Linked DNA regions of Homo sapiens: all the other regions are linked to region 2. A link is a contact called in ENCODE Hi-C or POLR2A ChIA-PET data. All regions are on one chromosome and are shown on one strand. The core of a region is the stretch at or near the end of the contact, and the rest is flanking DNA. Distances in the headings are between cores, read along the strand shown.

Region 1 (2,985 bases), core at 202-2,701, 560 kb before region 2:
CTTCTTTCTGGAATACTCTTGGCATGGCTGCCTTCCTCATCTTTCAGATGTCAGCTGAAATGTCCTGTCTTCAGAGGGTCCTTTCTGGGAGTCGTGTGTGTGTGTGTGTGTGTGTGTGCACGCACATTTGTAGAGGTGCAGGAAAAGACTGTCAGATCAGAGGGTCTTGCATTTTACATTCCTGCAGCTGTTCTGTTCAGTTGCTTTCTAGTCAGTTTTTTTCTTAGTCTCTAAATTACCACAGTCTCTCTGTCTGTGTCACACTCCACAGTTTTATAGCCCGGAGAGGAACTGGGTCTGGGGTCACTCCCTGGAATCTGAGGATCATGTTCTGTCACTGGAAGAAATCCTGAGATTCTTCTAATGAAGACAGAGGGCTGACATAGCCAGCCTTTCCAGGGGTCTTAGTGGCAGACTTACTGGGAGTTTTGAAGTGAAATGTAGCTGCCCTGAAAATCGCGCTGAAAATCGCGGCTGGACTCCTTAGGGCTTCCCCCCACAATTCCTGTGCATTGATTTCACATGGAGTCCCCAGAAATTTGGGGGACTGGGAGCTGGGTACAAGTGGTAGATGCTGAAGGCTAACACAAAATCAGGGCCTCTTTCAGAAACCCAGGTTTCCCACCTCCCTTTGTAGGGTGCAATGAAACCCAACAGAGTGGCCAGAGACAGGGACTTTTGTCTTGGGAGAGTACTGTTTCCTGTTGATGATATAGCTAGACGTCTTCGGAGAAAACCTTTCACTGAGAGATCTAGTCGCTTCTGCTCTCAGTTTGGGCTATAAACAGGAAATAGAGAGAGCTGCTTAGAAATGAGATATCATTATAATCAAAATAGCTCTTGTTGATTTTTGCTTTCTCCTGGAATTCCAGTTTCCATTTAGTGGAAGAAGGAGGTTTCCCAGCAGATCCAGGCCTTCCACAGCCTATGGGGTACGCGAGGGCCTCAAGTTGCAAAGCAGGCAGGCCAGACCCCCAGGGCCATGGTGGCCTCTGAGCAAATGCAGGAGTCCCTCTCCCTGGGAGAAGTGCCAGAGAGGACTGTTCTGGGAGAGATTTCCAGAATTCCAGTATCCTTTCTTCTTCAGACCACACAGCCTCAGTCCTAAATCCTTTACCATTCATTCATTCATTCATTTATTCATTCCCTCATCAAACAAACATTGTTTGGGTCACTTTTGTGTGCCAAGCACTGTGGTAGACACCAGAACTATTGCAGAGAAAAAGACCAAGTCCTTGCTTTCAAGAAGCTTATGATCTGGTGTGAGAGATAGATACTCAGATACTCACACACCATCCTGCCTGTTGGAGAATAACTTCAAGTGGTCTTCATGGTACCCCAAACCCACAAATTTAAACACAACAAAGTCAACTTTCCCTGGTTGACTCATCCACCACTTTCTGTTCCTCCCAGAGCTTCCTTAAGCAGGCCATTGTGGTGGTTTTGAGACATGTCTAAAAATTCTTTGACACTTCTCCCTTCAAGACATGGAGTCTCAGCCAAGTGCGGTGGCTCACGCCTGTAACCCCAACACTTTGGGAGGCCAAGGCGGGCAGATCACCTGAATTCAGGAGTTTGAGACCAGCGTGGCCAATATGGTGAAATCCCATCTCCACTAAAAATACAAAAATTAGCTGGGTGTGGTGGCGCCTGCCTGTAGTCACAGCTACTCGGGAGTCTGAGGCACAAGAATCACTTGAACCCAGCAAGTGGAGGTTGCAGTGAGCCAAGATCGTGCCACTGCACTCTAGCCTGGGCAACAGAATGAAACTCTGTCTCAAAAAAAAAAAAAAAAGACACGGAGTCTCACTGCGCTACCCTTGCATATGGGCTGGCCTTAGTGCCTTGCTTCTAATACATAGAAGGTGGCAGAAGCGATGCTGTGAGACTTGGAGGCTGGGCAAGAAAAGGTAATACATCTTCTGCCTGGTTCTCTGTCTTGAGATACAGCTGCTGAGCTGTGAAGAGCCCCTTGCCACATGGAGATGCCCTGGGGAGATGTTCTCGCTGACAGCCCCAGCTGAGGTCCCAACAGCCAGCCAGCATCTACCACCGGACACGAGGGGGAGGAAGCCTTCAGGATGACTCTTGACTCTTGCCCCAGCTACATCTAACCACCAGCTTGTGACAGATCCCAAGAACTACATAGCTGAACTGCAAGAGATAATAATAACAACAACAGCATAGAACATAAATCATTTTCGTTTTAGCTTCTAGGTTTGGATGATTTGTTATGTGGCAAAAGACAACCAGAACAATCCTAGAAACACCGTGATGGAACTCCGTTCCTTAACAACTTTGCTACTCAAGGAGTGGCCGGCAGACCCGCGGCACCAGACCACCTGGGAGCTTGCTACAAACACAGACCATTGAGTACCGCCTGAGACCTACTGAACCAGAACCTGCATTTTCACAAGACTGCCAAACATTTCACATGCATGTTAAGCTTTAAGAAGCACTGCTTAGCAAGACTGTTTTGAAAGTACATTATTTTAAGGTCATGCTTTAAAATATTCAAACACCAAAAAATAACGTAACAGACACCAACGTACCAACCATCCAGATTTAAAAGATAAAAAATAGCAAGCATATATTCTGTGCTGAATACTATTGTAAGATCTTTACAAATATTGACTCCTTTAACCTTCATGACAGCCTTGTGAGAGAGGCACTACTTTGTCATTCATTGTTATGTGATAGAGGAAGAAACAGGACAGAAAGATTAAGTCATTCACTCAAGGTCACACAAGCTCATAAGCAGCAGTACTGGTATTAGAACATTAGCAGTACTAAATGCAGGGTACCTGGCTCCAGGGTTGAGCTATTCTGCTAAACATTTAACACTTTGCCACCTCTTCCTTGATATCTTAAGTCTATCAAGGCTCTTCTGAAATTAGTCTCCATCTCTCCCTTTTCTTTTGCACAGCCACCATCCTAGTTTAGTCTAGGACTTGTGCAACACTGCCCTGGCTGCCTTGAACCTCT
Region 2 (2,955 bases), core at 306-2,805:
CTTAGGGAGGCCAGTGCAGGAGGATTGCTTGAGACCATGAGTTCTAGACCAGCCTAGGCAGCATAGTGAGACCCTGTGTCTACAAAAAATTTTTAAAAGGCTGGGCATGGTGGCTCACACCTGTAATCCCAGCACTTTGGGAGGCCGAGGCAGGTGGATCACGAGGTCAAGAGATCGAGACTATCTTGGCCAACATGGTGAAACCCTGTCTCTACTAAAAATATAAAAAATTAGCCGGGTGTGGTGGCGGGCACCTGTAGTCCCAGTTACTCAGGAGGCTGAGGTTGGAGAATCATTTGAACCCGGGAGGCGGAGGTTGCAGTGAGCCGAGATTGCACCACTGCATTCCAGCCTAGCAACAGAGCGAGACTTTGACTCAAAAAAAAAAAAAAATTAAAATTAGTTGGACATGGCGAATGCCTGTGGTCCCAGCTACTCAAGAGACCAAGATAGGAAGATCTCTTGAGTCAGGAAATCGAGGCTGCAGTGAGCTGTGGTCATGTAATGGCACTCCAGCCTGGGCAACAGAGCTTTACCCTACCTCAAAAGAAAAAAAAATGGATTGGGGGGGTGCAGGGAGGGAGAGAGAGGGAGACAGAGGTAGAGACAGAGACAGAGACAGACAGAACGAGAACTGGAAATACCATTTTAACTTGTTTTGTAACTGCCAAGCAGTTGCCCTTTCTGCCACTGGGTGATGCTCTTGTAAACAGTGAAACCCAGCAAAGATGCCGTATTTGGGGGGAATTTTGTAAAGCTTCCTTTTACGTAAGTGAAAGTCATGCTTTTTCAATCTGAAAACTTGTATACAACTTCAATTCCAAAATACTCTGTCTCTGAAATGCCTTCCCATCCATAACACCCTACCCCCAACCAGCCACTTGGACACCATAAGGCCAGACTCTTGTCCTACTGTATCGCTGTGTTTCTCCATTGGTCTGTCACTGAATATTTTATTCAAATAGATTGTGATTATGAATCATTCTGTGTGACTATGATACAGATTTTATATTTAAATTAGGCTCATTTAAACTCACTAGGAGAAAGAGAAGCACCAATTTCATAAAAAATCCATGGATAAGGGCTTGAAATGAAGGTCAAGAAAGAGGCAGTAGCAGCTGTCTTTTGTCTGGGTTTCACTGAATGACTTGGTCTCTGCGCTTCTCCCCTCACTTCACTTTGGATGAGGTTAGGGTGGGGCAGAGTCTTAGAATGTAGGAGAGCCCCATAGTCATCAGCTCTGTAAGGTGTCTGTGCTGGGCCTGTGGCTCCGGAAGGGGCTGGTGTGGGTGATGCAGAGACTCAAGGGTCCTGTCCTGTACAGTGACAGCAGGGATGGTTAATCCCTGTGACTCTGAGGGGTTAGAAATAGGGGTCTTGGAAGTGGGCTCTGCATGGTCTGGAGAGGGAAGAAAGGCTTAGGACGCACATCGGTCAGGTTTCTGTCTGCTAAGCCGGGGGAAAGCCATGTGACCCTGGGCAAGTTACTCAGCCTCTCCTGACCTCAGCTTCTTCATCTGTGAACTGGGAGTTAGAACAAATGACCACAAAGTTCTGTTCCGTTTTCATCATCTGTAACTCTCTAAGACAGCGCTGTCCAGCAGGACTTCCTGCCGTGGTGAAATGTTCTCTGACTGCACTGTCTCATACGGGAGCCACTGGCCGCATATGGCTAGTGAGCATGTGAAGTATGGCTGGTTTCTTGTCTTAATTTATTTAAATTTAAGTAGCCACATATAACTAGTGGCTACCATACTAGACAGTGCAGCTCCACGATACAGAAGAAACTATATTCGATAGAGGAAAATGTAACAAGATCTCAGCGTGGCAGTTCATGGATGTCACAGGCAAATCATGCCAACTAGGAATAATATAAATTCTCCTGAACGCACAACAACAACAGTCCTGTTTCCTTTGAGGAGGCAAGAGTCCTATGAAGCAGAACCATCCGCAGAAGTGAGACAGAAGGAAAAAAGCTTTCAGAAGGGATGGGCTGTGCATCTGCATGAGCTTGCCTGGCAGAGCCTGGTTCAGTAATGAAACCACCAGAGGAGCTGGACACATTTCCCTGTCACCCTTCTAAAGCAGCGGGGAAGGGAGCAAAGTTTTCAGCAGTTTCCAGATCCACCCTGCCTCCTATCCCTTTTCCCCAAAACCATGTGACAGTGTCTAGGCCAGATGCGGTCAGGGGTGGTCAGTGGGCCCTGGGTGTACTCAAATCCCGCTGACAACCTATGCAGCTGAGGTTCCAGGGAAACATACAGCCCCCAGCTGCCAGGCCCCTACAGTCAGTAGTGTTTGCTCTAATAAAATATTAACCCAGTTATTAATATCTCCTCCTTCCCCATGATGAAGGAGTTTATCCGAGAACAATCCGGCACAAAGCTACCTGACCCAGAAGTCATCCAGTTCTGTGTCTCCATCTTCAAATGCTCCAGGCTCCTGCTCACCTGACGGCGTTGATCAGCAGCTCTTAGATGACTTCCACAGGGTGACCAAAGGGGGCTCCACCGAGGACGCCAGCCAGTACTACTGTGACAAGGTGAGCGAGCGCAGGCAGCCGGGTGATCCACACACCCAGGGCTTCCCGGCCTCTTGTGGGCAGCTGAGTAGCTCTAACTAAATGAAAATATCTTATCACCAACTGCTGGAGAGAGATGTGATGCAAATGACCACTTTCAAACCGTTTTCCAGAATGATAATGGTGACAGCTACTTAGTCTTGATCCGTATCACACCAGATGAAGATGGAAAATTTGGATTTAATCTTAAGGTATGTTGTGTATTTATAAAGGAAGTTTTGTGCTGGGAAGCAATCTTTCAATGAGTTTTTAATTTGCATTACAAATGTGCTGCATTCCTGAGCTACATAAGGAAGTTGGTTCAACCCTCAGAATTGAGAGTTGGGGGTTTTTTTTGTTTTTGTTTGGTTTGAGATATTTGGGGTTTTTTTTGT
Region 3 (2,902 bases), core at 41-2,540, 730 kb before region 2:
GCAGAGCTTCTTCCTGGGAAATAACTTTCAAAAAGAACTCACAAGAGCAGCTAGGCTAGATGGCTGATGTGGACTAAGTTAGTCCCTTGGCTATCCGCTCAGATCTTTGGACAGCCCGAGTGCTTTTGCCTACTGTAATTTGGGGCATTGGAATTGAGTTCTGAAAGCAGAAAGGAATCATCCTGGGTCACTAGGGAAGCACTGTTTCATGGCCCCTGAGAGTCAAATTTATACACCCAGGCCACCGCAAAAGAAGGATTGCAGAGCCACAGTGGCTCCTAAAAGGAGGATCAAGAAGGACCCAGGAAAATGCAGGGGTTGGGCATAAGATTGGGAAAGGGTAGAGGGAACCTGAGCTACAGGTTGGAGAGAGAAGCTATTACTGTATACCTCATAGAGCAGGCTCAACAAATGGGAAGGAGAAGGTAGGGGAAAGAAGATGGATTTTGGAGACAAATGAGAGCCTGAGTTTGAAACCAGGCTCTCCCATTTTCAAGCTGAGTGACCTTGGGCAACTTAATCTCTCTGGGCTCTAGTAGTAATTCTTTGAAAAAGAATATTATTACAGGTCCACAACTCTTCATATATAATTCCCAAATCCAAAAAACTCTGAAAAGAAAGATTTTTCATAACTTATTTGGCAGCAAAACCTGACATGAGCTGACATGAAGGTCTCCTAGTCTTTACCCACTTAATGTAACTAATTCTTCTTCTCAAGTTTTAGAGTAGAAATTTAATTTGATCACAGGGTGTTGACCCAGAACCTGCCAGTTGTGTTAAATAATAGTATGTTCATTGTATTACTTTTCTAAATAATAGTATATACTTTATAAATTCTCTAAAATCAGAAAAAGTCTGAATCTAGAAATATATCCGGCCTCAAGAGTTGAGGTAATTTGTATCTTAGAGGGCTGTTGGGAGGATTCAGTGAGAAAATAAGAAATGACAAGTGTGAAATAACTAGTATTATATGCAGCTTTAAGGCCTTGATAAATTGTAACTACCATGATTAGACTTTTGTAACCAGAGAATGTTCTAGAAATATGGTGGTGGACAATAACCATCTGTGGACACTCCACAATAAGCTTTAGCTAGCTTCACACAGCCAGAAGGGCTCCTACAAGCTGCACAGTTGGTGCCTGCCTTGCAGGAAAGAGAGGCACTGTGTACTACTGATGGAGAGCTCTCTCATCATCAATCCTTCTGTCAGATGCTGACACAGGGACTTCCCCCATGGAGCAATGAGGGCACCTCAAATGAAACTGTGCCTCATGTGGCTCTAATTTAGCATGGCACACTCCACCAAGCTCTGCTTCATGAAGAATGTGTGGACAGTCGCAAACATATTTTTCCTAAGACTTTCCTTTGTGATATTTGCAGATAATGAAGGGGAAAGAACAGAGACCCAGTTAAGAATCTTTATAATAATGTAATGATCACCTCATGTCTAATCTTATCTAAACAGACAGCAGCAGAAGTCAACACTTCCTGTACAGCTTACAAAAGTAACATTTATAACTATCACATCTTTCCACAAATTAGAAGACATGAACAGATACCCCAAGTTATGGAACTTAATAGCAAACTACACCTTCTCTTTTGCCACTCTCCATAATGTAGGTCTCACGGGGTGAATGATCTGACTTGGTAAATAAATTCAACATCTGGCATGAAAACAGAAACTCTCAAAAAACCAAACAAATCATCACCTAACTGGGTTTCTCTGGCATACTTAGAACTTGGAAGTGAAACCAGGATATCTAATAATAGACACAGATACTAAAGTGAGAACTGTTGGCAACCCCAATATGAAAAGACATTTGAAAAGGTCTTGAACTGCAACTTCAATACAATGTTTGGATATCCCACCCCCTAATTCTTTCCTCAAGGGTGTTTTACAGCACTGTGTGAGTTACCCCTTCAAATCAGGCTCATGTACCTGCAAAGGTGCTTCCTTTATTCTCTCTCTCTCCTTTTTTTTTTTTTTTTTTTTTGGCACTTTGCTGCCCAGCCTGGAGTACAATGGTTCGATCACAGCTCACTGCAGCCTTGAACACCTGGGCTCAAGCAAACTTCTTGCCTCAGCTTCCCAAGTAGCTGGGACAACAGGCATGTGTCACCACACTCAGGTAATTTTTCTTTTTTTTTTTTTTTTTAAGAGATGGGGACTTGCTATGTTGCCCAGGCTTGTCTCAAACTTAAGCAATCCTCTTGCCTCCACCTCCAAAAGTGCTGGGATTACAGGCATGCACCACCACCCCTGGCCTTCTTCCTTTTAGTCTCTAATTCTAAGTGCCATCAGCAGAGGGCACACATGCACACACTATTGGGAGCATGGCCCCTCACATAACATACAGGGTGTTCACCAAGATGGCGCCTGCCTTCGGAAGTGCTCATAAGCAGGAAGAGCTCAATCCAAGCCTATGAAATGGATGCATTACAATAGGAAGACATTTAGTCCATCAACTCACAGTGAAGGCAGGACAGCTTGGGGTTGTGTTCAGATAATTACTCCTTTAAAAACTCTCACTGGCTTCTCACTGACCATAGGGTAAACTCTAAAGTCTACAACCCTTAACATGATTGATAGAGCTCTTGGTTGTCTGGCTCCAAATCTATTTCTGTTTTGTTTTAAATCTCTTCCATTAACTTACTCTTAAATATCTCAAATGTGCCAAGTTCTCTATTCCTTTTGAGCCTCTCTTAGGTGCCCTTCCTTCTCCCCTACACCCTGAGCCCAACTTTACCCCTTCAGTTCTCAGCTTAGACAGTAATTTCCTAAGGAAGGAAGACTTTCTTTATCCTCCAAATGATATGGTCTTCCTTGTTTGTGCTCCTACAGGTCTCTGTGCTTCTCTGTCATAAAATTGCCTCATTTGTTTAATGTTGTTTCTCTTACTGA

The links. Hi-C counts contacts between places; a loop is a spot of excess contacts on that map. ChIA-PET counts read pairs that join two places held with the same protein, here RNA polymerase II (POLR2A). Pooled maps may share reads with other maps.
Region 1: a loop to region 2 is called in a map of GM12878, with 5 times the contacts of the local background. The contact joins two enhancer-like sites. A Hi-C loop is called at or near these places in 1 of 168 maps with a recorded cell type or tissue (GM12878), 14 of 37 single-sample maps with no recorded cell type and 10 of 50 pooled maps.
Region 3: a map with no recorded cell type shows a loop between it and region 2 (8-fold over the local background). The contact joins two enhancer-like sites. A Hi-C loop is called at or near these places in 16 of 37 single-sample maps with no recorded cell type and 10 of 50 pooled maps. POLR2A ChIA-PET finds 5 or more read pairs at or near these places in 2 of 52 experiments (GM12878 and activated T-cell).

What each region holds. Positions count from the first base shown.
Region 1 is chr9:109,966,222-109,969,206 of GRCh38, reverse strand. All of the region lies in intron 6 of PALM2AKAP2 (PALM2 and AKAP2 fusion), which reads right to left. Among named protein-coding and RNA genes, the nearest start is that of PALM2AKAP2, 190 kb to the right of the region's middle. RefSeq lists enhancers at 990-1,059, 1,450-1,569, 1,580-1,629, 2,310-2,409. Within about 2 kb of position 1,451, at least 9 of the 41 ENCODE cell types and tissues checked have a DNase peak (open chromatin) inside an H3K27ac peak, as active enhancers do; they include GM12878, where a contact is called at or near this core.
Region 2 is chr9:109,409,816-109,412,770 of GRCh38, reverse strand. PTPN3 (protein tyrosine phosphatase non-receptor type 3) reads left to right here. Exons shown (of 26, transcript NM_002829.4): 15 at 2,356-2,542; 16 at 2,695-2,772. Among named protein-coding and RNA genes, the nearest start is that of PTPN3, 87 kb to the left of the region's middle. RefSeq lists enhancers at 817-916, 1,437-1,556. Within about 2 kb of position 1,555, at least 2 of the 41 ENCODE cell types and tissues checked have a DNase peak (open chromatin) inside an H3K27ac peak, as active enhancers do; they include GM12878, where a contact is called at or near this core.
Region 3 is chr9:110,142,504-110,145,405 of GRCh38, reverse strand. The region is part of intron 8 of PALM2AKAP2 (PALM2 and AKAP2 fusion); the gene reads right to left. Among named protein-coding and RNA genes, the nearest start is that of C9orf152, 64 kb to the left of the region's middle. Within about 2 kb of position 1,290, at least 7 of the 41 ENCODE cell types and tissues checked have a DNase peak (open chromatin) inside an H3K27ac peak, as active enhancers do; they include GM12878, where a contact is called at or near this core.